3 separate regions of the Homo sapiens genome follow, and all the other regions are linked to region 1. A link is a loop called in an ENCODE intact Hi-C map of the cell type or tissue named here. Cell type or tissue: PC-9. All regions are shown on one strand. Links, peaks and the distances in the headings refer to the core of each region. The heading gives the core; the rest is flanking DNA.

What was found. Hi-C counts contacts between places; a loop is a spot of excess contacts. Peaks named below come from ENCODE experiments on the same cell type or tissue, not always from the same donor. Only the 100,000 strongest peaks of a DNase experiment are listed, where the experiment ranks them.
Region 2: it touches region 1 in a loop (9-fold over the local background); 2 of 110 quality-filtered maps call a loop at or near these places.
Region 3: it touches region 1 in a loop (5-fold over the local background); 4 of 110 quality-filtered maps call a loop at or near these places.

What each region holds. Positions count from the first base shown.
Region 1 is chr1:220,365,451-220,376,428 of GRCh38, reverse strand. No RefSeq gene overlaps it. Among named protein-coding and RNA genes, the nearest start is that of RAB3GAP2, 98 kb to the right of the region's middle. In PC-9, for the core only: a CTCF peak has its summit at 4,867 (motif pointing left); DNase peaks (open chromatin) are centred at 5,858, 6,228, 7,338, 7,718 and 1 weaker place; H3K4me3 peaks cover 1,291 bases; H3K27ac peaks cover 4,857 bases.
Region 2 is chr1:220,482,982-220,493,959 of GRCh38, reverse strand. It overlaps LINC02779 (long intergenic non-protein coding RNA 2779), which reads left to right and starts at 6,402. Exons shown (of 3, transcript NR_185879.1): 1 at 6,402-6,685; 2 at 6,777-6,969; 3 at 8,520-10,795. LOC105372928 (a long non-coding RNA gene) reads right to left here and starts at 6,222. Exons shown (of 4, transcript XR_922615.1): 1 at 6,025-6,222; 2 at 5,667-5,723; 3 at 1,322-1,726. In PC-9, for the core only: no CTCF peak of the experiment used is centred there; a DNase peak (open chromatin) is centred at 6,439; H3K27ac peaks cover 1,644 bases.
Region 3 is chr1:220,291,882-220,302,859 of GRCh38, reverse strand. No RefSeq gene overlaps it. Among named protein-coding and RNA genes, the nearest start is that of RAB3GAP2, 25 kb to the right of the region's middle. In PC-9, for the core only: CTCF peaks have their summits at 6,239 and 6,439 (motif pointing left); DNase peaks (open chromatin) are centred at 2,239 and 6,439; H3K27ac peaks cover 1,123 bases.

The DNA.
Region 1 (10,978 bases), core at 1,128-9,127:
CCTGTCTCAAAACACACACACACACACACACACACACACACACACACACACACACACACATAGAAGAATCAGTCTGTTGAGATGAATACAATACTTAGTTCTGTGTTTTGTTTTGTTTTATGTGGAGTCTCGCTCTGTCACCCAGGCTGGAGTGCAGTGGTGCAATCTCAGCTCACTGTAACCTCCGCCTCCCAGGTTCAAGTGATTTTCCTACCTCAGCCTCCTGAGTAGCTGGAACCATAGGCGTGCACTGCCATTTGCCCAGCTAATTTTCGTATTTTTAGTAGAGACAGGGTTTCACTGGCCAGATTGCTCTTGAATTTCTGACCTCAGTTCATCTGCCTCAGTTCGTCAGCCTCCCAAATTGCTGGGATTACAGGTGTGAGCCACCACGCCCAGCCCTTTTTTGATAGTTAATTTTATGTGTCAATTTGGAGAGTGTTTTGTGTAAGATTAACATTTAAATCTGTGAACTTTGGGTAAAGCAGCTTGCCCTCCATGAAGTGGGTGGGCCACATCCAATCAGTTGAAGGCCTGACTAGAATGAAATAAGTGCCCCTCCTCCCAAGCAAGAGGGAATTCTTCAGAAGACTGCCTTCAGACTTCGTTTGCACCACTGGCTCTCTTGGGTCTCCAGGCTTCCAGCCCACACTGCAGATTTGGACTTGCCTGCCTCCATAATCACATATGTCAGTTCCTTCTTTTCTCTCTCTCACTTTCTCTCACCTTCTCTCACCATATATATCTCCTATTGGTTCTGCTTCTCCAGAGAACCTTAACGAATACATCTTTAAGACAAGAACACAATAAATAATGATGCAGATTTCTCAGACGGTTCATCTCAGGAAGCCATCATTGAAATCTACTCTAGGCAATATGTTATCTCAACATACGCTATCTAACCAATGTTCAGAAAATTGATCTAAAAAGTCAGCAAAATGTGAATATAAAATTGCATCAAACTCCAAAACAAATCTGAGGCTGATATGCTGAATGGCATTTTACTTTTAATACAGCTCTGATTCATGAGCCTGACAACTTTTTGAGGAATTAAACATGATCGTCAGAGCTGGGTAAGAATTTGCAGATCGTGTGGTCTGACCCCATTACTTTATAGCTGTGAAAATTGCCTGATTTCTTTCATACTCCTGAGCACTGCCTGACATTAAATGGTCAGAAGGAAACCCTGGGAGGTAGCCTCTCACCAGCTTGACACCAGTGTTAGAGCACTGCCCTGTTCCGCTAGACCTGTGGGGAGCAGGGACCACCAGGGAGCATGTGAGTGGGGCATATTATCCATGGATGATTAACTAGATCAGTTCAAGCACAACATTAATGATGCCAATGTCGTGGCTCTAAGTCTCATGAGCTAATTGACATCAGTTATATCATTTTGTCATGGATGATATTATTACTATTCTCTATTCATTTTTCTGTCAAAAATACTTGCTATGGGTCACAACAGGCAAGAGAATATGGCTGATTCAGTACAACTTTATGCCATTGCTCAAAATAGTAATTACAGTAGAAATCTGTTGATTTTTATCTGCTCTACATCTCATCTCACCTTAAGGAAACAGCAGCCCTTTCCTCAGTGGAACTCCCTTTCTGATGCGTGAAGTCCCATGGCGGGCCACACATCACAGTCCTCTTCACCCACCTGGGTTAACAGGGTGGAAATATCCAATCTTGGCCAAGCAGATTCTCTTTCCTGGGAATTTGGATCCTAATCAGAGACACAGAACTTCTATGCTGTTGCTGCTGAGTCATGCAGTGGTTGTGTCCCATGGTTCCTACTACCCTAGACACATAGTGATGGTCTGTGGGCTCCTATACTGAGATCCCAGCAACTGACCTCAGTCCAGTTCTCCCTGAGGCCAGGTTGCTCAACCCTTCCTTCAGTTTTCTCCCAATACATTCCTGTTTCTCATTTAAGGTGGGTCTTTGTTACTTTCACCCAAAAACCCTAACTGATACAACAACTCAACATGCCCAGTTTTCACTGGTTTTTCAGAGACCTCTTCTCTGTATATGGAAGGAATATTTCTATGTATGAACCATAGCTTATTCATTTATTCATTTAATGAAATGAGAACACACCATATTTTGACATAATTTCAGATGTGTTGAGTTTTTTATCATAAAGCTAACACATGCTTATAAAACTCAATCAATACAGCAATATACGCCAAGCAGAATGCTTGTCTCCAGTAAACTCATCTCTCTTACAGAAATAATCACTGCATTATAGAGTTTGATGTATATTTGAATTACAGTTTGATATACAGAACTTTCTCAAAATGGGATCATACTATAAACTGTTATAAAACTTTGTTTACTTTTAACAACATAACCATAATGTCTTTCCACATCAGTGTCTATAGATCTACTTCACTCTTTGAAATCGCTGCATATCATTTTATAGGTTGTTTTGAATTTAACCATTGCAATGGTTTGAATCTGTACCCCAAAAAGCTTGTGTTGAAAACTCAATCACCATTGTAAAAGTATAAAGGGGTGGAACCTTTAAAACATGATTAGTTCATGAGGGCTTTGCTCTTATGAATGAATTTAATGTTGCTATTGCTGGAGTAGTTTCCTTATAAAAAATAAATTTGGCCCTCTTCTCAATCTTTCTCTTGCCCTCTCTTGCCCTTTCACCATGGGATGATGTAGCAAGAGAAGCCCTCTCCAGATACTGGCCCCTTGATCTTGAACTTTCCAGCCTCCAGAACCATAAGCCAATATATTTCTGTTCATAATAAATTACCCTGTCTGTGGCATTCTGTAATAGCAGTACAAAATGGACTAAGACAAGGATGTTCCTATAGATAGGCATATAAATGTTTCTAACTCTTTGCTAACTCGGCAATGCTACAATTTTAAGACACCTGTGAGCCAGAACTGCTTATGAGCTTTTTGAAGAGGACTGCCCATCTGGAGGAAGAGAAAATAGAGATATCATCAGGAATATTTCCTTGAATCCTGGGAGCAAGGAACAGATTAGATGCTAAGTGACAATGGGCCAGTGCCTGGATATTAGGAAATTACCTGATAAGCTCTTTGCCATCAATCTATATGGGATCACTGGGTTCCCCCACATTTTACTGAAATTCAGGCAAGATTAGGAGTTGCTATCCAGGGTTCCTGCACAACAAATTGGATTAATATTTCAAGTCACATCATGGACACAGAAATGTAGTAACATGACGAGGGTTCCCTCCTACTTGCTAAACCCTTCTTCTGCCAACATATTCCAAGAGAAAGTGAGCTGCCTGCTAACACAGAAAGGAGCTTCCCACAGGGGCTATTCAAGAGCTGAGGCCCTGGATAAAGATTGAGAAAGCTCGAACCCTAGAAGAAGGAGGAGAAAGCCTGGAACAAAGTAACCGCAAGGTCAGGTGGTGTTAGTGTTCTCATGGGTGAGGCTGTGTTGACAGAAAGTTACACATGGTACCTCTGACTCCAGGAGTGCCAGCAAAGGAGGTCACAGAACACATCCAGTGGCAGCCCAGGGATAGCACCATTATGCACCTTCCTGTGGCCAGAGCCACAGATGCTATCAACAGGGGTCAGGTCATGAGCTCCATGAGGACAATGACCCCATTTTAATCGTTTCACTAAACCCAGAGATGAATTATTGTTAAGTGGTTGTTCAGTTGAATGTAAATAACAAAAGCAGCTCAGCCTTGGTCTACAAGCATCACTAGCCCCATGCACAATACCATGCTCCGGAGAGCCAGGGGTTATACAAATGAAATTGGTGAGAAAAAGTGGCCACCGATGGGGAAGCTTGGTCGGGGCAGAGCTCGGCTTAGGTTTATTTGCTCAAAGCAGAGGCAAGGCATGGGAGAGTAGGGGTACTTGTTGTCAGCCAGAACCTGAAATCCTGGGCTCCGCTGAAGAATTAAAGGAGGGCAAATGAGAAGGGGCAAGGCTTGACCTCGTCTCAGATGAACACACTCACACTTCCAGCATTATGGCTGCTCAGAAGCATCAAAAATGGAATTAATTTTCCTCTGGGAAATCTCAGCTGATTCTCAACTTACAGGAGAGAGGAGAGATAGCAGACCTGCTTTATAATCCCTCTCAGAAGTTTCTGGATCCCTTTTATTTCTGGTAAATATGTATAAGGAACTAACCAACAATGTTAGCTAAACAACAAATGGATAGGAAAAGAAAGTTCCAGAAAGTTTTAAATTGTAGAAGTTGATGTTCAGATTGCTGTCTTCCATACTTGGTGCAAATTTTCCTGAAGTAGCCAGTTAATACATAGGGCTCAGAGAACGGAAAGATGACAACTATTTTATCAGCAGCTCTTCAAATTGCCACAACTTTCCCCAAAAGCAGTGTTTATTACTATTCTTCTAACTTTTAACTTGACAAAAGACTCTTATATGGGGATCTCAAAGCTCCTAAATAACAGTGATGCTTGACATAAAGACAGTGAAAGGAGAGTTCAAAGCTTTGCACAGATACTCCTTAGTGCTTTCCATATCCCATGATCCTTCTGATGAAATCCCAAAGTCCATAGAGTCTCCAGCCTGTGTTACCACTTCAGGGCCTCTCCATCAACCTCTTACAAATATGAACAAAGCCCCTGGGCCCCCAGGTGACTGATCCACTGTCATATACTAGTTTGGCGCCTGGGCAAACAAAATGTTCCATGGCCAAGAGGACTTCTGTATCTAGTCCAACAACAGTCACACACTGACTGTAGGAGACCTTCCAGCTATACTGGAACCTCTGTCTTTATTCCTTCAGAAGCAGGGTGCACCCACAGGTTTCTGGCAATTTCTTACCCAAGGACCCAGGGCAACCTACACCCACCTACACTCAGGGCCACCTACACCACCTTGTGGTTAATCGTAAGGGAGCATGAAAGAAGAGCACTGCATCCTGCCTGCGATCAGGGCTTGCTTGTATTCCTGCTCTCTGGGACCACTGCCTCAGACCCCTCTACCTGTGGAACCCTGAGCCTCCGGGCCACTGTAACCTTACAGACATAGCTAAGACCACTGAGCCTTGCTATTCTCCTTGGACTTGCCACATTCTACCTACCCCATCTGTCTTATCTTTTCAGTTTTTCGAGTCCTGGATTCTCAGCATATTTGTCTGTCACCTCAGGTAACTACCTGCCTGACTTTGTTAAATTCACCTGAATCCTCAGACTCCCTGGCCTCACACTACTTTTAATCACAGCAGTGTAACCTGGAGAGGTGGAGAGGGATAGAGTGACAGGTGCCTGTCAGCCAACATTAAGAATGTCCCTTGCCCTCGAAGAGTCACTGGGGCTGACACAAACAAGACATAGCAAAATGAATTGGTATAGGCCAGGGTGCCATAGTTGAGGTCCAGCCCAGTTCCTAGTCTGGGGTCCCCTCTTATTCCCATAGCAGGGGACTTTTGATTCTTACCTGGCCCAGGCTTATCTCCATCTGCAGAGCCTATGCTGGAGTAGGAGAGATTTAAAGTATCTCTGCCTAATCAAGAGTCAGAACCAATCACACTCACACTCGCCACTTGTCCAACCTCGGGACCTAAAATTCTGCCTCACTTCCAAAGACCAGTGCCCACTCTGGGTCCTGTTTCTGATATCTGGGACCTGGTCTTCCCTGTATCTTTGCCCATGTCATGCCATTCTGAGTAAACCTTGTCACTCCCTCTCCCAGGACCTGGAATGACCAGGATTCTGGTTAATCAGCTTGTGTTCCTTTAATCCTGAGCCTTTCTTAGAATCAGAGACAAAAAAAGAGAGCCTGGTGTGGGTGTGTTGAGAGGGTGTGAGGTGAGAGTGTAGGTGGCATGATCAATCCTACAGTAATGTGTGCTCCCGGCCCTGTGAGCCTGCTAGCCGCTTTCACAGCTGCTGACTAATACCTTCTCCCAGCCTCATCTTGGGAATATGATCCCTTTCACATGCACTCAGTGAGTGCACTCGCAATGACCCCTTAATTGGAAGTGCCAGGACCTCTGAAAATAACCTAGGGAGAGACAGAGCTAGCCAGCCTGGGATAATGCAGTTTCCTAGCACTTGCCACTGGCTCAGCTTAAACTGACTCCATGTGGAAGATTTGGCTACTGTGCTTTAGAGAAAGTGCCTCAAGTCTTGCTTGTTTTTGACAAATGGGCTCCAGAGTGGCTGGGCCTGATCCTAACATTTGGTTTGCATTACACATACATTGCACAAATCTATCTGCCCTGAGGGAACTGCTCTCTATTTTTAGGGTGGCTTCAATGAGAAGGCAGAAAGAGTGAAGAGAGGAATCACTATTTGGACTCAAACATGGCCAAATTGCTGATACAGCAGATAATACTTGGGGCCGACCTGGTGATCTAGTCATCTTAGAGTTCATGAATCAAGGAAGGAAACGCCTGGGGATAGCCTAGCAGGGAGAACGGAAGTCAGGCTCTCAGAGACAACATAAGGAAAATACTAAGCCCGGAAGTTCTAAAGGGGATCATGGTTAATAGAAGGTGAAAGTTTTCAGAGTAATTTAAATATGATTCTAATAATGTAATCCCAAACAATCTCAATGATGATTTAAGTGGGGCTGGGACAAGTAATTTGTGTGTGTGTGTGTTTAGTTGATATTTGCTGCATTAAATTCTTAATGTATACCTGATACCGTGCTAAACTCTGTATAAACATTTCCACATTCAATCCTTAAGGCAACTATATTTAGTAGGTACTCTTATTACACCCATTTTACAAATGAGAATACTGAGGTTCACAAGGTTAATTGGCCAAGGTCATACAATTGGTAGATTTCCCAAATCTGGATTTGAAGCTAGACCGTCTGACTCCAGAGCCCGTGCTCTTAACCATTACCTACATGAAAGAGAGGCATAGTCCTGACAGAACAATACCAGGATGCATAAAGCCTTCTAGATTAAGCTAGAAGTTATGAAAATACTAAACAAGTTATATCCAAAACAATACTAACACAGTAAGGATAGGCCTACTTTTTGGAGGCAAATGGTATAGCCCAGGATAGCAAATAGGTTTCAACATGCATAACAATTCCAGTTGACGGGGCAAGGCTACCTGGAGCACAGTGTTACGGAAGTATCTGAGACAGTGTCCAGGCTGAATTGGAAAGAGTGCTGAGGCTGATTACCAAAATCTGTGATGGATGAAGGAGAGGGGAAGGATGGCAGATGTGCTATGTATTTGCCATTCATAACAGAAGTCCACAGGTGTCAGAGAGAGGGAGCAGGATTCCTACAAGAAAACAGGCAAAGGTTGAGATAGATATGTAGCCAGCAACAGAGAGGTCTAAACAGGATGAAAGGTGCCTGCCTAGAAGGTGGCTGCACGTGGCATTGGCAAAGTATGCACGCTGCTGGCTCTCCCAGCTTGCTCTTCAGCAGTCACCAGTCAGGTATCCAAGAGTAACTAGGAAAGACAGTATTCAGGAAAGAAATCAGGCAGTGACTCTGGGACTTGATATGTGGTCTCAAAAAAGCAAGAGCCAAAGGCTTGGTCCCTAGAGGACAAATCAGAGTGAGGTCAGCAACAAGGCTGAGGAACGCTGACAAGTGATGGATTTTGGGTCTGCAGATGTCTCTCCACGCAGGGTCTGAAATGGTTTTAGAATACAGAGAGGGGCTGAGCCAGCCAATAGGAATTAAGTGGCCTTGTTTGTTTGTGAAGCTTGAGAAAGGACAAGGCAGGAAGCAGTATGTCCTCACACCCACCCTATGAATAGAGAATGAGGGAGAACTGGTTTGGCAATCAGTCAAGGGAAAAAGGCTGGGAGGCTTTTGGTTGACCACTAACTTAAAAAGAAACAACAGCTAACAGGGCTGCTACGAAAGTAAATACAATCTGCACCAGCCCCAGTGTGGTGTCCAGATCAAGGGGAAAGAATACGTATTTTGCATTTGTAAAACCACATCTGGGGAATTGTGCCTAGGTCTGGACAGCCCACATTAAGGGGGCTGGGGCAAACTACAGAGGATAGCGTGATCTTAGACAAGGTGCAGTTGTAGTGACTGAAGCTGGGTTTTGTTTTTGTTTTCTGGTCCAGAGAACCTTTGAGGAACATGTTAGCTTCTTCTAGCCAAGGGGCTGACCTTTGGAGCAAGGATTTGACTTATTCATAGTAACTCCTGAGGGAAGTAGAACCAGTGGGTGACAGTTACAGGGAGACTAATTTTATGCAATAAATGAGGATATTTCCAACAATTAAGACAGCTTTCCCCTAGATTATTTCCCCACGGGCTACTCTCCAGCTGAATGCTAATAGCCATGGGTAAGTCTGGGGATCTTAGAGTTAGTCAAAGTAAGCAGGTTTCTTCATTGCTGGATTCGTCAAATCCTTTAATGTGTTAGTATGCTTTAAATTTCTCCAAGAAGCTGTCCCAAACTTAACTGACCACAGAATCAAACTCTTCTTTTATTTATTAATTTAGTTTTCATGACTCATCTCTTAATGTCTCCTGAAGCAAGTCCTCTGTGAAATACCCTTGAGAATGTTAGACTAAAGTCATCCATCCTATAAGGAAATGGGTCACTTTGTGAAGAAAGTGAGAGACCTGTCCCAATTTGAGCGGGTGTCCTTCAAACTCTATCTGAGAAAAGATTGTAGAAGAAATTGCTTCATAGAGAAGAAGTTTGCATTAGATGACTCTTGATTCCATTGCCTACTTTAATGACATTTGTGCCACAAACAAACATTTCCAAAGGAGGCTGAGTTAATTTCAACCTTAACAGATCCCTAAAATGATATAGCGGTCACATGTGAGAATATTCAGCTAGTAACACCTCCTGAGATTGTATAGGCCTAGCAAGAGTGTGTTTTTGGTATATGTGGGTTTGTAATGTTTTATAGGGCTAGTGCTGCCCCCAACAAAATGCCTTACCAAACTTACAGAACCTTCCGGGAGTCCTTCATGTTCATCTCAAGTTGATTTCTGGGAGTGTTTTTCTGCTTCTGATTCTTCAAATCTTGCAGAGTTGCTTTTATCTAAGATATATCCATGACTAACCTTTAAAATGACTTAACTCCATCTGCTATGGACTGAAAGTTTGTGTCCCCCCCAAAAAAATCATATTTTGAAATCTAACCCCCACTGTAATGATATCTGGAGGAGGGGGCTTTGGGAGATAATGAGAGCATGAGGGTGAAGCCCTCCTGGATAGGATTAGTGCCCTTTTAAGAAGAGGTCAGAAGGCTATGGAACTCTCCCTTCACCATGTGAGTATACAACAAGAAGTCAGCAGTCTGCAACCTGGATGAACCAACCATACTGGCATCCCAATCTTGGATTTCTAGCCTCCAGCACTGTAAGAAACTTGTTATTTAAGCCAGCTAGTCTATGGTAATTAGTTATAGCAGCCCAAACTGACAAAGACCACCATCTTAAACTTTTAGAAAGGGGAATTGGGATATAAACTTTAAAATAATCTTAAGAGCTGTACGTCTACTGTAAGCATAATGTACAGTGGCATAACTAGCAAAAAAATAAAAAAAGGTGGGGGGACCCAGTATAAAATCTGATACACCTGGGTTGAATGAAAAAGACCCCACCCTTTTCAAGCAAAGGACAAGGGTGTAGTTACACAAGGTCAGGTTCTGGTTAAGGGATGGGCTAAGAAAGAGCACTTTCTTCTCTGAAACATAGCTAAACTGATTAGAAAGAAAAGACAGATGCCTCAGTAGGACAACAATATAATTTTTATATTACTAGGTACCACTCTTCCATAAACATCCTAGGCAGTCGTGGAATTGAGGCTCATCCTCTTGTCAGCAACTGGCCCAGCAAGGGTGACTCCACTGACTTTCCCTGTCAGAGGATGTGCTCCTGCCTGCACTCACCCACCTAGCCTCAGCTCCCCTAAAAACAACAAAGCTGGCTCTCAGATCCGGCATATTCTCCTCACTCCCGTGCATGCCAGCTATTGGGAAAGGGAGAAAGAACAACTCCTTACCTGAGCTCTGAGGCCTCTTGTGATCTGATCCCTTCCCACCCCTGTGACCTCACCTCCCACTCCTCCTCTCCCATCATTCACAATCCTCCAACCACCCCCAACTTCTTGCTGTCTTTGAACCCATCAAGCCAGTTCCTATTTCCAGGCCTTTGCATTTGCCATTCCTGCTGCCTGGAATTCTCTTCCCCAACCCTTTGCACTTGTCTTATTCTCACTTCCTTTAAGCCTCTGCTTAAATGTCACCTCCTCAAAGGATTCCTCTCATTACCCCAAAATAACCACCAAATCTTCACTCACGATCCCCTTATCCTACTTTATGTTTCAGTAGCGTTTTTCATCACCTGACCTTAAATTATACATCCATTTGTTTCCTTGTTTACTTCAGGCAGCCCTAAAGCGTACGTCTGCTGGAGAGATGAGATGCCCAGGAAACAGGCTTTGAGAAACTGGACTTCACTCCACCCAGTACTGCAGCAAGTGCACCAAAACACCCAAGGTGGCTCCCTGTCATTGCTCTTGGTGGACAAGCATACATCAGTTCCAGCCTCCAGCACCGTTGGGAGGGTCCTGGAGGACCAACTCCTAGCACCTTCCAGTCTGATTCATTCATATGAGAATCATCAGCTGCTGAGGCCCCCCAGGACCAGAAACCCAGGAAAACTGCCACCTTGACTGGAGTCCCACCATATTCTATCTCTGCAGAGCTGTCCTTCTGTGTGGGGTCAGTTGCAACCTTTATGTGAAAGAGAGAAAACAGATTCTTTGCTGGTAGCTTTTGGTATCATCATATCAATAACCATAAATCACATCACTGTCTCATTGTCACAACTGAACAAATCAGAGCTGTCTGTCTCGTTCCCCATTGTATTATCAGTGCATAAACAGTGCCTGACACATAGTAGGTGCTCAATAAATGTTTTTTATGTCCAAATAAAAGAGCAGTGGAAGATCCTCTACAAGTGAGAGGGCAGAAAATTATAAGGTAAATAGGGAGGAACGGGGGGTGGAGGGCAGCCTTCCCCTTCAGAGGGAGATGACTCC
Region 2 (10,978 bases), core at 1,742-9,741, 120 kb before region 1:
AGATCCTAGTGAGTAGGAGTGGGGAAATGGGGAGATTGAAACAAGGAAGGCAAAAAAGTTAATGAAAAGGTATGCTCTTGAGTGATCTCTACTGTGATTGAATAGGGTTCTATCCTGCCCTCAGAAACTTCTGAAATGCCATGTAAAATGAACCTCAGAATTTGTCCACCTTCTTCTTCCACTTAAGGGGGAAGTCAAGGATTGTCTTAGTGGGGCTTGAACTCTTTCTTGTGAGGCTGCAGCAGTGTGAGTGCCAGGCAGCTTTCCACAGGTGTTCTACCCTAAGGCCTCTGAGAAGCCCCAGAAAAATCAGATGATAACAAGGTGCAGCTGAAGCAACATGCTGTCAGGTTTACACCTGCCTGGAGCTGGTTGTCAGTACGGTGGCTGGAGTAAAAGCTAGGCAGAGATAATGTGAGATGGGGCACCAGAAGAGTCTGTTACAATGGGTAAAGGAGTCATTGTAAGCAGGAGGTAGGAGCAAATAGAAAGCCAGTGTAGGCACAGGCATGGAGTTACTGCAGATGGTTGGCATTAATGACCAGAGTCCAGCTGGAGCCTTGTCCTAGAACTCCAAAAGAATGTGGATGAAAAGTCATCTTGCAGCTGAGAAGGACCCAGTTCCAAGGAAGGGGGCTAGACAGGAAGATCCATGCTCACTTGGGCTTCCAGGTGTCTACCCCAAGTGTGTTTAACCAGATATAGAGCATGGCTGCTTGGAAAAGCAAGCTGTGGCCTACTCAATGGCATCAATATATCAGGAGATACAATATTTGAGTGCGTAGAAGTCTGTTCTGAATAAGGAAGAGAGAGAGAAAGAGAGAGAGAGAGAGTGTGTGTGTGTGTGTGTGTGTGTGTGTGTGTGTGAGAGAGAGAGAGAGAGAGACTAGAAAAACAAATAAGGTGGCACTTTACTCAGCCTTGAAGAACTAACATACAAAGATATAACTTATCTGATCCACTTGGCAGTTTTATTTATAAAAGTAAATTAACAAATTGGCATTCTGATTTAGATATAGCTCTCTTCGGAGTTTGTTTAGCTGGTTAAGCTCCCCTGAGCCTGAACAACCCTGGGCTTGCTAATAAATCAAGTCTAAGGATCTCCAAAGCAGAGGATCACACCCTGGGATTCAGTGTCCACAGCAAAGAACTGAGGTCCTTTGCAGTATGCAGTCCTAAGTTAGTGTCAAGCTCATCCCCTTCTCTGATATTTTAAAATTCACTTTCTGACTTCAACACACTACTTCTGTTACATATCACTGTATGAAAATAAAATGATGTCTCTGTGGCATTAGTTACCTTTGGCTGCATAACAACTTACCCCCAAACTTAAAACAACCCACATGTATTGTCTCACAGTTTCCGTGGGTCAAGAGTCTGGGCAGGCTTAGCAAGTTCCTGCACTTCAGGGTCTCTTACAGACTTGCAGTCAAGGTGTCAGCTGCGATGTAGTGATCTTAAGGTTCAACTGGGCAAGGATCTATTTCCAGGCTCACATGGTGGTTGGCAAGATTGAGATCCCTGTGGACTGTTGGACTGAGGGTCTCAGTTTCTTGCTGGCTGTTGGCTGGAGGCCTGCTTCAGTTTCATGCCACATAGGCAGCTCCAACATGGCAAATTGCATCATCAAAGCCAGCAAGGCAGAGAGTCTGTTAGCAAGAGGAGATTGCAACCTTTTGGCACTTAATCAGTGAAGTGACATCCCATCATCCATCTTTGCCACAATCTGTTGGTAGAAGAGAGTCACCAGACAAACCCACATTCAAGAGAATGGGATTATACAAAGGTACATATACCACGAGGCAGGATCATTGGGGACCATCTGAGAGGCTATCCACACCACTGTGTATCATCATAATGGAGACTGTGGCTCATTGAGGATACAAGCTAAGCTGCTTGGATATAGAAGTCCAAAAGCAGTGGCTTAAATGGGATAGAAGTTTCGTTGTCTCTCTTTAATAACAGGCCAGAGATCTGCAAACAGTGCAGTGTGGAGGGGTAGCTGTAGTTCCTTTTATCCTGTGGCTTATCCCTTCCTCAGAATGCTGTTTAAATCCCCATGAAGCAAACTGATTTACCATCTCATTTTCATTCTAATCCCCGGGAATGAAAAAGAGGAAAATAAGAACTTAATCAAATTTATTTTAAGGATGTAATGCAACAGGGAAGTTTTGCAGGTCACTTCTACTTGCATCTCACTGGTGAGAACTTGGGCACATGACCACCTATAACTAAAAGGAGGCTCTTGCTGGTCATCCATGGGCCCTGTCAAAACTTGACAGAAGGGGTCCTATTAAAGGAAGATAATGGGGAACAATCAGCAGACTCCACCACTGTGGCCAAGGATGACAGGAGAGTTAAACATTTAATTTGTTACTTTCAGGTCATGCAACAGATGTTTCTTTGTCCCAACTGTGACGCTCTCTTCTTATCTATCATGGCCACCTAGAAAATACTATATACTGGCAGGCACGGCTGCCAATCTGAGATGAGCAATTTTCTGCTTGGTTAAAATATTAATTCCAGTCCTGATGAGGGTCAAACAAGTGAGGTATTTTCCCAAACTAGAAAGAAAAAGTGCATTACAGATGACCGACCTCAAGCTCTGTTACAAGCTGGACCTTGTATAGCTATACTTTGTTATTTAAACATCTTAAATGCTAAAATTCAAACTTATAAATAAAATATTCAAATTAGTGGACAATTCCTAATTGAACTCTTCACTTTTTACATATTTCAACACCATAGTTATCAAATCATGAGAACCCCTTGTGCATTTATTTTAAAATATTAATTTATTGAAAAAGAAAAACTCTGCATCCCTGTATTGATATAAAACAAACTGGTGCTGCCTGGTAAATTCTATTAGAAATACAAGCACTGATAAGGCTGTGATTGCCATGTTGTCAGTGTCTAAGAGGCATTTCCAGCCACTAGTCCTACACTAATCCCAGCTAACAGGAGAAGACTGGGGATAATGCCCAGTGTTTTTTTTTTTTTGAGTTTTTCTAACAAATGTGTTAACTCTCAGAAACACACTTACTTTACAATGTGTAACTTCTTCTTTGTGTAAGAAAGAAAGTCTCTAGGATTTTCTAGGAGGTTTCGGGGTATACGTATATTAAAAATCTTCCTATGCTATGTCTTTCAATAGTGCCAGCACAGGTCACTCTATGGTTAAAGAATTCCCATGGACATTATCTATCCCAAAATTTGTCACTAGAACCACTGGCCAGGGTACAACTGTTGGGCAAATTGGATCCACCAGAAAGTTAGGATAAGTAAGTCATTGGGCTAAATTTTTCAAACCTCTCAACTTTCTTAAATAGGTATTTTGGTTTGATGGCATTTTGCCAGAGGTATTAAGAAATTCAGATGCATCTGTGATCTTTCACCTAGTGATTTACAATTTATAATTATATTTCAGATTTTTTTTCCAAAAAGCAAAATACAGTTTGAATGATATGTCTTCCTTTCCTCTTCTACTTCCTAGTGTGAAGATTATCAACATGGATTCCATGAAATTGCTTTGGGAGTTGTGTAAAACTCTTGCAATTGTTTGTAAAATTTGTATATATGTGTACAGACTCTTAAAAGGGTGTTTGACACTAAGAAGTTTCCAGTGAGTGGATGACACAATAGTGAAATAAAACCTAAAAACAAAAGAAATGACAACAATTGTCATTTATTGGGTAATTCCTATGTGCGAGGTATTATGCTAAATACTTCACCTAAAATACATCATTCCATCCTCGTAACAACCCTATTAAGTATGTAGTAATAGGCCTCATGTGGCGGCTCACGCCTGTAATCCCAGCACTTTGGGAGGCCAAGGTGGGTGGATTGCCTGAGCTCAGGAGTTCAACACCAGCCTGGGCAACATGGCAAAACCTTGTCTCTAATAAAAGTACAAAAAATTGGCCAGGCATGGTGGTGCACACCTGTCATCCCAGCTACTCGGGAGGCTGAGGCATGAGAATCGCTTGAACTGGAGAGGTGGAGGTTGCAGTGAGCCGAGATCACGCCACTGAATTCCAGCCTGGGTGACAAAGGGAGATTCTGTCTCCAAAAAAAAAAGTGGGGGAGAAGGCAAGGCATGTTTTAGCAGTGTCATATGAATAAGCAGTTGGGTTGTACAGATGCACCAAAGAGGAATAAGATCACAAAGCCAAACTTAAGTTTGTACAAAACAGAAGCTCAAGGAGATTCACTGTCATGTGGCTAATAAATAGCAGAAGCCAGATTTTAACTCAGGGTGTTCTCATGCCAAAGCCAGTGCTCTAATTCTGTGATTCTGTGAGTTCTCGCCTCCTCTGTATTGAGACGCGCAGGAAGAATTTGCCTTATGTTGATGAGCAGTATCTACACTAAGAGCAAGGGGAAAGTTTGGATTTTTTTTTTTTAGGTTTGGGGGTTGGAGTTTGTCTGTCATTTGTTATTGATTGATTGATTCATTCGTTCACACACATATCAAATATTTACTGAGCACCTAGCATATGCTAAGCACAATACTAAGTATTGGGGAACTCAAGATGAAAAGACATGTCCCTTTTCTCAAGAGATCTAACAGGTTAATGGGGACATAGTCCCACTAATATATAGCGACACCAGAATGCGAAGGAACTAAAGTGAATTTGTGAGGATGCTACAATAAAAACATAGGAAAAGGGGTAATCCCCAGGGGAGTCTGAGATGGTTTAAAAGATAAGAAACCCTTGAAATAAACATTTCAAAAAGAGTAGTGTTTAGGAAGATAAGTATGGGAAGCTGCAAATGAGAGAGGGGGAGGAGGAAAAAGAGAAAACATGGTATATTTAGGGAGTGTCACATGGCTTGACATTATAAAAGCATGAAGAATGAGGAGGATACAGAGTTGTGTTGAGAGAGTTATAAGGCTGCACTGCAAGACATGCCTGTGAAAAGCCAGGCAACATGGATGATAAAGCCGCTGACATCATTTGAGCCGCAGTGACCTGCTTTCATTGTTGTGTTAGAAGGATTACTCCAGCAGCACTGGGGAGGAAGGACCGAGGAGGGCTCAGACTGAAGGCTGGTCTACTTACTAGGAAGCTATGGAATGATCTGGGTGACCAGATGGTATTGCCTTAGACTAGGACAGTGGCAGTGGGGATAGATTTAAAAGAAAATTGGAGTGTAGACTCAGTAGGCCCTGACGGTCAATGGGATATGGAGGATGAGAGGAGGAGGAAAAAGGCTAGGAGGACTCCCAGGTGTGTGGCTTATACAGCTGGTAGGTGATGGTGATAATCATGGTCAGGAACACAGCAAGAGGAACAGATATGGCAAGAGGAGTATCTGAGTTAAGTTTTGGATCTGCTAAATATGAAGTGCCTGTAAGACATCCCATTGGAGAAATCCAAAAGGCAAATCCCTCCCATGCCCCTGAGACTTCAGGCTGCCTCAGCTCCATGGCGGTTTGTGGTGGACTCAGGGGAAAAGTCCTCCCCTCAGTTCTGTGTCTTCTTTTACCCATAGGCTACTAGAACAAGGCTGCTTTTGCCCTGAGTCTCGGAGTATTGTGAAAATTGGCTCCTTCGGCATCTGATTCTTTCTAACTCCTTTTTTTCCACAGTGGTTCAGAACCATTCAATGTGACCCAGCAGAGCATTCCCCATGCCACATTCTCTGTTGTCCTTTTCTCTTACCCCTGGGTTTCCATGTATATTCTCTTCTTTCTTCCTTCACCCAGAATGCCAAAGTCTCTGTGCACATGGATAACAAAACACAAATATATGTCTGGCTGAGTGTAAGGAGATGTCCACATACCCAATCTTCATTAAGGAATTCCCCATCTCTGCTACACATATGTATGGAATAAAGTGTAGGAAATGAGTGAAGATGCTGACAGTGGTTATCTCTATGTGGTGCGATGATAAGTAGTTTTTGATGTATTTTTACTTCCCTTTGTTTTTAAAATCTGGTATTTGTTTAACAACAAAACATCAAAAACATTAAAAAATATAGAATTTGTAATTTCCCCCCATTTGTCCTCAATGCCTATACCTGAGGTTGTCCCCGTGATAATGAACCAAACCTGCCCCTGGATGCCAACCACTGATCCTGCACACTCCAGTTTTTATTTCTGTTCAGTGCCTGTTCTATGATCAACTGGAAATCATGTTCAGTGAAAGGCAGAACCCATATGAAAGAGAGCTGATTACTGTGAGCATTCACTGTATTATAGTGAGTGTGAAAAGAGAAGTGTAGCAGGCTGTAATCAGAGTGAAAAGGAAGCTCCATTCCTCATCAGCTGTGACGTCATCGCACATCAAATGGAAACCATGGCAATGAGTTAGTAATGTGAAACCACAGTTGCCAGAATGCTGCAACTAAGAGAGGGTGGAACAATGGAAAGGTAGCAGGAAGGAACAGTGTCACCCAGTACAAATGTCAAACACTGGATCCTGGTGTAATTAAAGCTGGGCCCTCAGAGATGTGGCAGAGGCTTACAATGGTGCCACCACCCTGTACATTACTCACCTGGTGCCTGTCAGGTGACACCTCAGCGTGAACAGGAATATCGCCTGACACCATAGAAACACTGTCCTCTGATTCAGGACTCACCAATGGGGAAGTTAAAAATTAACCATGGCATTTATGCTACCCCTACGCACACCTTCAGACTTCAGAAATGTCTCCTGGCAGAGGCCTCTTTGGCCTGATGGTACTGTACCCTTCATAGAGTTATTATTTTATGGTTTTATTTTTTCATAGCAAACAGCAACACTATTTCTGAACTGTGGCTGTTTCTACAGAAAGGCTGAGTAGTAGGGCCAAGGCTATCTTTTGCCCAGTGTCCTGGGACTCTGGGGTATTGTGATAGCCCCAGAAAGTGAGCAGCCCTTCAGTGACTGGACTTCTAGAATCTGCCTCGCCTGCCCTCCAGCTTCCCTGAGCCCCTTCTGACCAGGGTTATGTTTACTTCCTCACAGCCACTTTTACTTCTAGGTGAGTGTTCTATATGCCTAGATTTGGGGACACCAGGAAAGTTTCTCTAATTCTCCAAACAGTTTGACCATGAACTAATTCAGACTTAAAATTCCATAATTAGAGTCACCACTGTCTTTTGACCATAGTTAAAATTCAATTAACTCTACAAGCATATTAATTTTGAACTGATTCTCTAGTTGGGACAATTTTGACCTCCAGGAGATATTTGGAAGTGTCTGGAGACAGCTTGGGAAGGTGGTACTAGCATCTAGTAGGTAGAAAGCAGGACAGCCCTTGCAACAAAGAATTAACCAGCCCGGCTGAGGTTGAGAAACCCTGCTCTAGTCAATGGATGTCACCTCTGCATTTTCAGTCATATTAATATTATTTCAAAGAAAAAAATGCAATTAACCCTAAAATGAAAGTATTAAGCCTTGTCAGTTATCTACAGTGTGGTATGAATACGTTTAACAGATCCTTTGGGAGAACAGTTTTAATAAGTGGAGGAAGACTATTTGGATGCTGGTGAGGAGTGAGGAGTGACAGTGGGTGGAAACCATTCAAAATTGAAACTTACAGGTGAAATATCACTTTGCCGGAGACAGATGCCAAAGGATTACTCTCTGATTATTTGGTTTCTTCTTCTAATGCAGTTGGTTAGTTTAGCAGTGTACACATCAAAATCCCCTTAGAAGTTTTTTAAAATTAATATGCTTAGTCCCCATCCCCAAAATATGTTTAGGGCTTGGGCATGTGCTTTTAAGGCACTCTGCAGGTGACGATGATGTACACTCTTGGTTTCCAGCCACTGTGCTTAACACAATTAGCTAGTTAGGCCACCATGCTACATTTTCCCATTTTCCTTTCGAAACATGGAAGCCCCATTTTAAAAGAATGACCCATGATTATTCTGCTGCATGGCCCTGTAAATTAAGATGGAAAGGCCCTTCCTGTCCCGGCTTGAATCCTCTTGTCTTGAGAAATAATAACCCCCCAGGGCCATCTCCATTAAGTTTCCATTACCAGGCCATGCAGCAGAGGCAGTGTTACCTGAAATACAACTTCTACTCAGAACAATTTCTGAATCCTGAAGATTGAACATGCCTGAGAGGAGGAGCACCTCTCTGGGCTCTCAGTAGCTTGTTCATTACGCGGGGTTTCAGACTTTCAAAACGACTCACTTGCCCTTTAAAAAATGTCCTCTTTTATGTATGCGCTCACTCATTCCATCAGTCAGCCAACAGCTGTATTTTAGACTCCTTGTCCATAAAATTATGCCATGTGTATTTGAGATCATGATATTACAAAAATAGTTTCCTTGGAGGAACTCACAGTCTATTAGGGGCAAGACATGAAACAAAAACCATGTAAAGCTGAAAAAACAAATAGAATAAAAGAGAAAACACTTAGACCCTGTTCAACAAGTCATTTATCTTTTGGTCCCAATTTCCTCGTCTGTATGACAATGAGGTTGGATTAAATGGTCTTTAAAGCCCCTTCCAGCTTTCAAATTCTCTAAATCTACAATGCTGTGTGTTTGACCTGAGTGTTTGTGTATTTATTGATAGAGTTGTAGCCCCAAGAAGGATGTCAAATAAGGGAACGAAACACCCTCCAGAGAGATACCTCCAAAGCTCACCTATAGAGGTCAACCTCTGCCAGTCCTTTGGGATGAGGTCATGAATGCCTTTCTGCAGTGGAAAGCTTTGCCTTCTGCAGTTCGTGAGTCAGTTGTGACATGGACAGCATATAGTCCTTCAACCTCAGCCTGCTCACTGGTGGGATATGGACCTATTCGAGTCTGCTGCCTCAGATATATGGGCTATCATTATCCTAAGTGCCTGCACACCTACCCACCCCTGACCTGCCTGCCCTGCTCAGGATTAACTCAGTCTGGAAAGCTTCGCTTGGCTTTTGCTTTGTTTTCTTCCATTTGTTCATCCACTAACCATTAGGTGCATGCATGTTCATATCAGGCACTACTCTTGGCACCCAGATACAGACATAGACATAAGAGCAGGCCCTGCCTCACAGAGCCCACAGTCCAGCTCTGCCTACCCCTGGGCTTTGGGCAGGGCTCAAAGCCCACTTTGTTGGCTGGGATTCTGCTGTGGAGGAATGAATGCCTAGAACCTCATGGTCAAGGCTTTGGCTGACTCTCCTAATTTGTCAATTAGACCCCTGCTGATATGGACGCCTGTCTATATCTCACACTAGTGCGCCTTTCTCTTTTCTTCTGGATCCTCTGCGTGGGCCTCCCCAAATCCATGTGGTCGACTGACATCTCCCCACCCTGGACCCTGTCTGGTCCTGGTTTCTTCCACTAGTACACCACTCTGTTCTTGAAATGTCAGCTGTAGCCAATTCCACCTGAGTAATGACAGGATGGAAGAATCAAGTCACCCTCACTGCCCCAGTCCTTCATAACTAGGAACATTTTTATTCAATATGTTCTTAAAGCATCTTGTTTGAAATGTGTCACAATTAAAAACAGGAGCCTTTTAAACAGATGTAGTAATGGAGCATTAATGGCATCTAAGTGATATCTGAGAGAGTTTCCCACCACATACAAGTGTCTAGAGCCATATTTTGCAAAAACTGAGTAATGGGAAATGTTCTGCCAAGACTCATCAGTTTGCTCTTTCTCTGCAGTCATGCTGCCAGTGCAAGGATGATGCTGGAGACAGACAAACCCAGCTTCCCTAGGAAATATCAATTCAAAGTTTCTGTTATCTGTCCCTCTGCATTCCTCTCTCCCACACCACCCCCATCCTAGTAGGAGTTTAATATGCAACACATATGTGTTTCTCTTTTGCTGGGGTTGGGGCTTTGCTCTGGGGCCTGTAAGTCTGCCTTGCAAACATATGGGCAAATCCTCCCTTTCCAGCCTCCTCTACGCCCAGAATCCCCTCCAGCATGGAGAGGGAAGGCAACACAAGCTCACACCACAATATGGAGATGTTTATCCAGAGTCACTGGCTTAGTCTCCACTCCAAACCCCTAAACACACTGTCAGCGAAAGGTCAGTCTCAGTTTTCTTTAAGCAAGGAGACTTTGAAGCTGCTATTTCCCAATCCAAGGAATTCCAGAGGAAAGTTGCAATGGAAATTGCTGTGACCAAGGCAGCGGGCTATTAATAACATTTTAAAGTCAACGAGCATGTCGTCATTTGCTCTCATATCATTTCTTTCAATCCCCACGGTCCCACCCACTACCAGATGGGTAGAATCTCAAGTCCCGGGCTGGTAACCCATGGTTCCCTCCTCACCACTGAAAGTTACAACAAAGACACAAGGAACAGTTAAAGAAGCTCTACATAATCACCTCCCTCAAACCCCTAAAGAGTATGCTAAATTCCAAGTCATCACTAGCCAGCCTAGAGAAGGAGGAAAGCCAACTGTTAACTGGAGCTAAATAGCTAGATTTCCAAAAAGTCTTTGGCCAATTGTGTCTGTCTTTCCTCTCTCATTTTCCCCCATGGGCAAAATGAGAATAATACTTTACCTGCCTAGTCCATATAACTAAGATTTGAGAAGCGCTTTGAGATCCACAGATGGGCAAAAGCTAACACTTCAGAGCCCTCCTATGGGCTAGGTCTTCACTGGCATTCCTCATACCTACCTTGTAAATTAGATGTCATCTCCAGTTTTCAAATGAGGAAATCCCATTCCCAAGACCCCAAGAATTTGACCCAAGTCACACAATTGGTAAACTGAGCTGGGAATCTAATCTAGAATCTTGTAACTCCAAAGGCTAATAGCTGAAATAATTTAATTTCCCCCTAAAAGTGGCATATGTACTTTTATAAATTTATTTATTCAATAAAATAATTCTTAAGCACCTACTATGTGCCAAATATTTGTGATAAACCAATGAAGAAATTAAACAAAATTCTTGGCCTCATAAAGGTTATCCTCTAGGGAGCAGAAACGAAGGAAGATATTTCAGGGTTCTTTTTGCTTAAAACTCCAAAATGTGTATTGCTATTGAAAACACAAATAGACACTATAAAAAGTGCTGCATGAAG
Region 3 (10,978 bases), core at 1,636-9,635, 74 kb after region 1:
TAGGCAATTGACCATAGACAACTTCACCTACCAGATTGCTCTTGTCCTGGCAGTGCCTTGCTCTCTCTTGCCCCCAGGGTTATATAGAAGCTGTTTCCTCTGACAGAAATATTCTTCCCTCTCAAATCCTCACTCCAACTCCCATCCCCAACTCATCCTTCTTGGTTTACTCCCATTCTGTCTTCAGATCTCAACCCAAACATCTCTTTTCCAGGGAAACCTTCTTTGATCTAGATAGACTAGGTTTAAGTCTCTCAGCAGTTGAGTCCCGTAAGAACCTGTGCTGTAGTTGGTCAATCGCAAATCACTGCAGCCTCAACCCCCCGGGCTCAAGTGATCCTCCCACCTCAGCCTCCTGAATAGCTGGGACTACAGGCACTCACCACCATGCCCAGCTAATTTTTAAATTTTGTGTAGAGATGGGCTCTCGCTGTGTTGCCCAGGCTGGTATCAAACTCCTGGGCTCAAGTGATCTGCCCACTTCAGCCTCCCAAAGTGCTAGGATTACAGGTGAGAGCCACCATGCCTGGCCTGCTTCTCTCAATATAGCAGGCATCGCAAGTGCAAATATTTAATATCTGTTTTCTCTGCTAGATTTTAAACTCCAGGGGAGCAGGAGTCATGCCAGAGATCTCCAGGACCTAACCCTGAAACATAGTAGATGCTCAATAGGCCACTGTTGGTTTGAGTTGTTAACTTTAGTGGTGATGCACACATGCATATATATTTGGAGTATGTTGAGTGTTTGAAGACACAGTATGCAGAAATGGGAAGGCAAGGTGAGGGTTTAAGAAAGGGTTCAGCAGAAAGGTCTTTTTACAGCTTATCTTTTTATATGAAAAGCTTCACACGTCGAAGGAGTCAGATGGCAGAGTAGTGACTGAAGGATTCAGAGTTGAACAGCTGAGTACTCTGCCCATGAAGTTCCTTAAGGAACCTTTGCTGAATATGAGACAGAACAAAAACACTCAGTGTCACAGAACAACCTCTACTCATCTGTGGTTGGTAAAAATGGATGGAAACTGAAAGTATTTGAATCCTGGCCATTGTCCTGTTTGGCCAGGACTCCAGAGAAGCCATTTTACATGCTCAGCACCTGCCTTTCTTCTTTGGTGAAAATCAAGAGGCAGACAGTATGTTTATGGTAGTGACAGCTGTCTTCTTTTTTATACTGAGAGGGTAAAATTATATAGCTTATCTTTAAGTGTGAGAAAGCCAAATACAAGAACAAACTTCTTGATTCTAAAGAAGAGATTCTCAACACGGGTGAGAGGATTGAAAAGGAGAGGAGGAAGTGACCTTGATTGTAAAAAATGTGTACATTTTATCACAATGTTTCAGAAAATTGATTGATAGGCAGGTTGCTTTATTTTTCCTTTTATGTAATGTATATGTAATATTACCTAAAGGTGTGTGTGTGTGTCTGTTTAGGCAATATTACCTAAAGACATTTATGTATGTATGTGTATGTGTGTGTATGCATGCATGCATGCACACTAACGAGAGAAAAATAAAGCAAATATGGAAAAATGTTAATTGGTGAGTCTAGGTGAAGGATATATATTAGTATTTCCTTTCATTTTCTTGCAGTTTTTTGACAAATTTGAAATTTTACAATTAAAAATATCATCATAATTAATAAAGGAAAATCTTTGAATTTAAAAAACATATTTAGTCCATCCAAGAGGCTATAGAAGCTTTATTTACTGACCTTTACATTTTTCTCCCCAAGATTCCATCTCTCGTCTCACAAGAATGCATTTGAATTTCTGCTGGAGGCCAAACCCTCCCCTGTGGCCACCCCTTCCAGACATGGGGCTAGGCCGGCTGAGTCTTTAGAGCCAGTCCACTGCCCTAAAGATAGTGACATTGAAGCCACTTACCAAAGGAGGTTATGCATCATCATTCTCCTAGAGGTTTTTATATGCTTTGAAGTTTTAGATAGACTCTTCCTTAGAGGCAGAAGTTTGAACCAGATAAAGCCTCCCAAGTTCCTTTCAATTACAAATTTGTCTGAGTGCTGAAAAGTGAAGGTTTAGAGTCTCTGGAGTAAGTATTACAGTTCTCTTTCTCTCCCCTTGTGATTTGACTGCTCAGATTTTTGAAGCTGGCACGTAGCTTTGGTTTTCCTCTGCTTTGTTTTCTTTTCTGTCTCCTGAAAGAGCTGTGCTCCAGTGTCTGCCCGGTAAAGTTGCTAGTGGCAGCATTCCTGGAAGCTCCTTGCTCCAGATGATGTCAGACCTCATGTGACCCAACCATCGCACGCCCGGAAACATTACATCATTCTAAGATGTGATTCCTTTTAACACAGAGCTTGCTGTTATTGTGCTGCTGCTGTTGCTGCTGTTGTTGCTGCTGCTATGAGCAGTAAGCCATAACCTCAAGCAGAGGCTGCTTTGTACAGAACAGCAATAGACTCACCTGAGGATCATGCTGTACCCCAAAAAATGCAATGACTTCTGGGGCAGGCCACGTGCCACATTAAACATGAATAAAACATTTCATAATTAAAAATCAGAAATAAAATAAAGATGATGATTTTTTTTCCTGGCAAGACATGGTAACACGTAGTTCAAATTTTATTGAGTTAGATATTTGGGCATGTCAGGTTCGCATTATGTGGGCAAATGTACCTGTGAATGGTGCCTGCTGATTGGCTGAAGGAAACTGACCCTGAGTGTGTAATTCTCATAGGTATATGAATGGGACATGAAACCCATAGAGGGCCATTAAAAGAAGACAAGGCAGGCTGGGCACAGTGGCTCACGCCTGTAATCCCAGCACTTTGGGAGGCTGAGGTGGGCAGATTACTTGAGGCCAGGAGTTCAAGACCAGCCTGGCCAACATGGTGAAACCCTGTCTCCACTAAAAATACAAAAAAATTAGCTGGGTGTGGTGGTGCACACAGGTAATCCCAGCTACTCAGAAAGCTGAGGCATGAGAATCTCTTGAACCTGAGAGGCAGAGGTGGCAGTGAGCTGAAATTGTGCCACTGCACTCCACCTGGGCGACAGAGCAAGACTGTCAGGAAAAAAAAAAAAAAAAAAAAAAAAGACAAGGCATTTATGGCTGAGCATGGTGGCTCACACCTATAAGCCCAGCACTTTGGGAAGCCAAGGCAGGAGGATCGCTTGAGGCCAGGAGTTCAAGACGATCCTGGGCAACATAGCAAGACCTCATCTCTACTAAAAATTTAAAAATTAGCTGGACATGGTGGCGTGTGCCTGTAGTCCCAGCTACTCGGGAGGCTGAGGTGGGAGGATTGCTTGAGGCTGGGAGATTGAGGCGGCAGTGAGCCTTGATTGCACCACTGCATTCCAGCTTGAGTGACAGCACAAGACCCTGTCAAAAAAAAAAAAGAAAAAGATATTTGTAATTCATATCACTTCAAAATAATTATACAAGCAAAATCTTAGCGGTGAAGGGAGTAGAGGAATATTCAATACCCATCGGTAAGGACCCTTATAAAAACAACAATTTAAAAAACAACCATTTCTTGAGCTCTTACCATGTGCCCAGACACTGCGTCAAGCAACCTCGTGGCCTTGCTAACAGCATGACTAAGTAGAGTGCCCTTTGCTTTAGAGTGGTCTTAACCTTGTGTCCTAGGGGTGTCCCATCAGGGTCCAGTTGACCATTGCTCCCCACGCAGTAACACTGAGCTCTACTGGATCACCCCCTTGCTATTCGGAGCAACTCAAATGCATCTGCACTTGCATCAGTGCTTCCTGGAGACAAGCTCAGGCCCAGGAGAGAGGGCATCAGACAGTCAGTGGATCTTAGCAGTCCTGCAGGCACCCAGCCATCGTGGTAGCCCTGAGGAAAGCAGATGACTATTAATCTCATTCAGGTTCACCGGGACTGTCGTCAATCAAAATGACTTTTGTTTTTATCTCCTCTGAGCAATAAGCCTTTGGTGTCTGCCATCTACACAGCCTCCTGCAGTGCTCACCTCCTGTAGCACTTCATGTTGCATCCCCACCTCTCATCTATATGCTCTTCCCCGAAACTTCCTCCCTTTCCATCCCCAGCCCACCCCCATGTGTATTTACCTTAGTCTTTTAAAACTAGATCAAGAGTCCAGGAAGTATTTGTTTCCTTTTTCACTCAACTGTTGTGTTCACCCTTGCAGCTTTCCCAACTAGCTGAGCCCCTCTGGATCCTGCCTGTCTGCCACCCTGGTCTCCTAGCAACCCTCCGCTCTGCAGTCTGGGAGGTGGATGTGTCAAAGGGAGTCTGGGCGGCAGAGGTGAGAATGCAAAGAAATCTCTCCCCTTCTAGGCCCTGAAGTACAGAATCGCTGCTTCACAGTAATGAATATTTCAGAAGAAGAGATTCGCTTTCCCTGGCATAGCTGAAATAGGCCTAAGGGTAACAAATAATTTGCTAAGGAGGGCAGGGGTTCCTTTGTGCCAGAAGCAGAGATTTGTATTTGAAAGATACTTAATGATACTGCACATGGCTTGCCCTAAGGACTAATGAAAAAACAGTGAGTTAAATTGTGATATATTTTTGATATAAGAACAGAGAGGTCAATGCCATTCATAGGGGATGCATTTGAGCTGTTCTTTGATAATAATGTAATTTTAGAGCCAGAAGGTATCTTAGGATCATGTTGTCCAAGTATCACTTTTTTTGTAACCTGATAAACTAAGGCCCAGAGAAGTCAAATGTCTCAGCTGGGGGTCTTCCAATAAGAGAAGAATGGGGTTGGGACTGGACCCCTCTCTCCCGAGGCTCAGTCTGGTGCTCTTTCTGTCACCCCATGCTGCCTTCCAGAGTCAGTGTAGACATGCCACACTAGCTCACATCACTCAAAGGTACAGGTTGCAAAACAGCTGGATATTTGAGGAATAAGTCTTGTGTTGTAGACAGCAAAGAACTAACTAAGCCACCTGACCTGTGCTCTTGGCCTCAGTAGCAACTTGTCCTTCCTGGTTGAGCTGACCAAGACAGACAATAGTGAGGAAATACAAAAAGCTGATCACTAGTCACCCATGAGGTTTATACTGAAAGACTGACTTCAGGCTTATCCATCCTTAGTTTAGGGTCAGAGGAAAGGCGATATTACCCTACACCCACAGTGACTACAGACAAACTGTTAACCTAAAACAGGGGGTATTTTTTGGTATGTTTGGCCTCTAGAATTTCTCATCAAAATTCTTCATTGTGAATGATAAAAATCTAATTCCAACTATCTTTAAACAAAAGAAAGGAATTGATAGGCCCATGTAGCCAGGCATAATAAAGTAGGGTAACTTGAAGAACCTGAAAAAAGATGTTGGCTCCAGGGCTGAAGAATTGGGATCATGATTCAATTCTACATCCAGCTTTTCTCTCTGAGTCTCTGCTTAACTCTCTGATCTGCTCCTATAGCAGGTCTTCTTTGTTTGGTTACAAAGATAGTCACAGTCTTCTAACTTCATATCCTTATGGTACCATGACCCCGAGAAAACACCACTGCTTCTCTTGTTTTTAAACTCAGAAATCTCAGGGAAGGACTTTAATAAAGTCAGCTTGAGTTTTTACCTTCCCCTGAACCATTACTAAGTGGGAAGGAATGGAGAGCTGTGATTAGCCAGACCTGAAACTGGCCCCTGCCTCTGCAAAGGGAGTGAGGAGGAGGGAAGGCAGTTACCAGAATAAAGGGTGATGAGAAAGCTTGCTTGGATGACAAAAAGACAATAGCTAGCAACGTCCATTACATCTTGTTTTCCACAAGTGGTGGAATTGAGCATAATTTCCATTACCTCTTGCTATTCCTCCCTTTAGCCCACACACATATGTGTGGCTATGGACCATTCATAAATCAATGTGGATAATTGCATTGGTGGTCCAAGGAATTCTTGGTGAGTTAATCAGACTTGTCAAAATTGATCCATAGCTGGCTGGGTGTGGTGGCTCATGCCTGTAATCCCAGCACTTTAGGAGGTCGAGGCTGGCGGATCACTTGAGGTCAGGAGTTGGAGACCAGCCTGGCCAACATGGTGAAACCCTGTCTTTACTAAAAATACAAAAATTAGCCGGGCATGGTGGCAGATCCTTGTAATCACAGTTACTTGTGAGGCTGAGGCATGAGAATCACCTGAACCTGGGAAGCAGAGGCTGCAGTGAGCTGAGATCATGCCACTGCACTCCAGCCTGGGCAATAGAGCAAGACTCAGTCTCAAAAAAAAAAAAAATTTGATCCATATCCGTAGACCAGACCCTGCAAGAGTCCTCCAAGGACTGCAGGGCAGGAGGCAGGCAGTATGCTGGAGGAGAAAGCACAAGATCTGGGGTCTAGGCCTAGTTTTGTCACTGACCAAGTCTGTAGCCTTAGGGACTTGTTTAGAAAATGGGAGAAGGTGGCCCAGGAAGTCATTAAGATCCATCTAACCCTAATATCCTACAGGTGCAATTCAGGCGCAGCAGCAGAGCAGGTCACTGCCCCCTCTAGTGGTTCATTTAAAGCAGGGAAGGAGCTCAGGTAGTCTCAATTTCTCATCAAAAGGAGGAATAACTTCTCCACAGAGCCTGACAGGCACATTCCCAAGGAACGAAGTTAAAAGGCAAAGTTCTGAGGGCAGAAGGACTCCACTGCCTTATCAGTCCAAGCCCTGGAGAAGTGCTAAAAATAGGAAACTGCTCTCCAAAATGGAAATGTGTAGCCACCCTGACATCTAGTCCCCAAGACATCATGGGTTCAACCAGTAGGTGGTAGGAATTGGAAAGTGACAGTAGGGAAAAAAAAAAAACAACAACAAAACAAAACAAAAAAACACCAGTTTGGAAAGGATGTAAATCACTGTGTACAGTAGAGGATGAGAAAAAGAGGGAGACTAGCCTCAAAAATGCTATTGATCAAAACTCATTTATTCTGGAAATGTTTACTGAGCATCTATTGTGTCCTAGGCATTGATTATAAATAATAGCACTGAGAATAAGAGGATGTTACAGACTTCCTGGGGGTCTTATTCCAGTACAGAACACAAACATTACATAAATAAAAGTATAGTAAGTGCTATAAAGTGGAAACCTAAACCTAAGGTGTTCTCTGAACTCATAATAGGGGGCCCAGACCTTAGCTCCGGTATCAGAGAAGGTATCCCTGAGGAACTGATCTCTAAGCTGAATTATGTGAGTACTAGGGGGTACCAGGTCAGTTGTGTGGGGTAGACAGTAAAGACAACAAACTGTATGCACATTGTTTGTGAGAAATAATTTAAATTTTTTGAAAACATTATTTAGGCTTGGCGCAGTGGCTCACACCTGTAATCCCCCCACTTTGGGAGGCCGAGGTGGGCAGATCACTTGAGGTCAGGAGTTCGAGATCAGCCAGGCCAACATGGTGACACCCTGACTCTACTAAAAATACAAAAATTAGTTAGGTTTGGTGGCGGGTGCCTGTAGTCCCAGATGCTCAGGAGGCTGAGGCAGGGAGAACTGCTTAAACCCAGGAGGCGGAGGTTGCAGTGAGCCGAGATAGTGCCACTGCACTCCAGCCTAGGCAACAGAGTGAGACTCCGTCTCAAAAAAAAATAAAAAAAAAAATAAATAAATAATAAATGATTATTACATGCTATGCTCTGGGGATGCAAAGATGAATAAAATGCAAAGTTCTTGCCCTCACAGATAGCAATCTATGAATCACAGAGGAGAGGGTTTGGAGCCAATAATAGCTGTATTCCCAGAAGTCTGTGGTTGCAAATTGAGGATGGTTATGATTTTACTAGAAATGTTGGAGGATATAAAAGGTGAACCTTTTCTTAATAAACACCACACTTCAGGGACTTAGACCTTTCTGGACATGCATTTTGACAGAGTGCACGCCTGCAACAGCTGAGGAAGGGAGGCAGCCTGTGTTCTCAAGTGCCGCGTCCCAGCATCTGCATGTCATACTTGATACATGATGCATAAATTAATCACATTGCTTCCCTCAGACTCTTCAGCCTCATCCACTGAATTCATTCAGAATGTGGAATGGATATTGAGACAAGGGGCAGGGAGAAAGCGATGGCCAAGTAATGCCTGGCACAGAGTAGGTATTAAAAAGCGTTTGCCAAAGGCATGGTTGAATGAATGAGTACACTAATAGCTCAAACTGGTGTTGAACAACTAGATGATGAGAAAGTATAATTGTCCCTCAGAGATCCAAATGAGATTCTGAAAGGATTTTAAGAATCAAAAGAAGTCTTTTATTTGAGGCAAAACTAACTTCATGCTTTTTGTTGGCCATTCTCACTGCTCAGCATCTGAGGCTTGAAACCTTCCTGTCTGTAAGCAATAACTCAGACACTGGTAAGTGCGTTCTTCTGTTATTGTAAAGATGAAGAAATCCAGCCCCAGCTCAGCAATGCCTGGGCTGAGGACCACTTAGCAAGGTGCTGAGATAGAATAAACATTAAAATTCCTCTTCCCTTCACACTTAGACTTTATTTCATGGAGTCAGCACGTATATCAAAGACTCAGAAGAGAATATGTTGGAAATTAAATCATTCAAAACATACGGGAGGTCTCATCATTTAAAGGATGGCCATTGATGATCCCTTTTTCACAATTAACTTCTTCTAACTGATGCTCTGTGTGAACTTTCACCCTGAGTTTCTGAAAATGTGGCTGAGCTTTAAGGCTGAAATTTGTGGTGAAAAACAAACTTCAGTTTATTATCTAAAAAAGACTTAAGAAATTTTCACCTCATATCAGTAAGGACTTTTTGTTATAAATAATCAAAAACAACTCCAACTGATTTAAAGAGAATGGAATTCATTAAAATGATATGTGTGTCATAGAATCACAAGTTAAGGTTGAAAAACCAGACCAGGGCAATGAATCAGGAGTGAAGCCTCAAATCACACCCTAGAACCGGCCCCCTGCAGCCTGCACACCTTCACGCTGCAGCTTGCACCACTGACAATGCATTGATTAAGATTAACTTCAGCAGCAAGTAACAGAGACCCCAAATTACCGACCTTAAATAAGACAGATGTATACTTCTCCTTCTCATATGAAAGTCTAGAGGTCCAGGACTGATCGGTAAATTCTGTTGCTTGAAGGCCCCAGAGATGCAGGCACCTTCTATTTTCTTGCTCCCCTATGCTGGGCCTCCACTACTGTAGTTTTCTCATTGTTTATGGTACTAATCCAGCTTCAGCCATCCTGATACACATTCAAGCCAAAAGAAAAGAGGAACGGATGAAACTCCAGCTGTCCTTTAAGGAAGATCTCAGAAGAGGTCAAGCAACACTTCTAGTTACAGCTCATTAGCCAGAATTAGCCAAACCTGGCCCCCAAGGACACGGGATAATATAGTCTTTATCCTGAATGGCATGTGCCCAGTTAAGAAGAGGTTTCATTACTGTGGATGAAGGAAAGAATAGACAAGCAGCAACCTCTGCCACACATAGCAAGCATAGACACAAAGCACTACCATTACCTCAGCTGTCCCTGCTGGTGCCCAAGAACTCAGGTTTTCTATAATGCTTGGCACTGCAAGGATCTCCGGTATAGGTGTATGTGATTGGCAGGGCAAAGGTCATATGCCTACAGCCCAGGGAAAGGCAGTTTGAGAAATGAAGTGTCTGGCCTAATCAGCATTTAGAGTGGGGAACAGACTCCACATGCCACAATATTCATAAGATATGAAAATGCCCAAACATAGAGGGGGTGGAAGTACCGAGTTGCCTAAAAGAATGAACAACTCCTTTTCTTTTTTGCCACCAAGCCTATTTGAATTCTAGATAGACCCTTAAATAATTATAATTCTAGACAATACTGATTGTTCTGTTCCTCATGTGGGATTCCGTTGTGAAACTATACAAAAAATATTACTTTTGGCAATGGTTTCCTAGGTATGACACCAAAATCATAGGCAACGTAAGCAAAAATAGACAAATAATATTCTCCTAAACTTAAAAACTTTGTGCATCAAAGGACACAATCAACAGTGAAAAGAGAACCTGCAGAATGAGAAAACATATTTGCAAATCATATATCCAACAAGAGGTTAATATTCAGAATCTATAAAGGGCTCCTACAACTCAACAACCACAAAAAAATCAACAGCCTAATTAAAAAATGGGCAATGGACTTGAGTAGTCATTTTTCCAGAGAAGATATACAAATTGACAGAAAAGTACATGAAAAGATGCTGAGCATCACTAATTATTAGGGAAATGCAAATCAAAATTCATACCCATTAGGATAGCTACTATTAAACAAACAAACAAAAAAAAAAAAACAGAAAATAGCAAGGGTTGGCAAGGATGTGGGAAAAGTGGGACCCTGTAGACTGTTGGTGGGAATGTGAAATGATGCAGCCACTATGGAAAACAATATGGTGGTTTCTCAAAGAATTAAAAATAGAATTACCCAGCCGGGTACAGTGGCTCATGCCTATAATCCCAGCACTTTGGGAGGCCGAGGCGGGCGGATCGCGAGGTCAGGAGATCGAGACCATCCTGGCTAACACGGTGAAACCCTGTCTCTATTAAAAATACAAAAAATTAGCCAGGCCTGGTGGCAGGTGCCTGTAGTCCCAGCTACTCGGGAGGCTGAGACAGGAGAATGGCGTGAACCCGGGAGTCAGAGCTTGCAGTGAGCGGAGATTGTGCCACTGCACTCCAGCCTGGGCAACAGAGCAAGACTCCATCTTTAAAAAAAAAAAAATAGAATTACCCAAGATTCAGCAATTCTACTTCTGGGCATATACCCAAAAGAATTGAAAGCAGGTACTTGAACAGATATTTGCACACTAATGCTCATAGCAGCATTATTCACAATAGCCAAAAGGTAGAAGTAATACAAATGTCCCTATATAATGAAATATTATTCAGCCTTAAAAAGGAAAGAAGTTCTGACACATGCAACAACATGGATGAACCTCAAGGACATTATGCTAAGAGAAATAAGCCAGTCACAAAAAAATGAATACTGTATGATTCCACTTACATTAGGTGCTTAGAATAGTGAAATTCATGGAGACACAAAGTAGAATGGT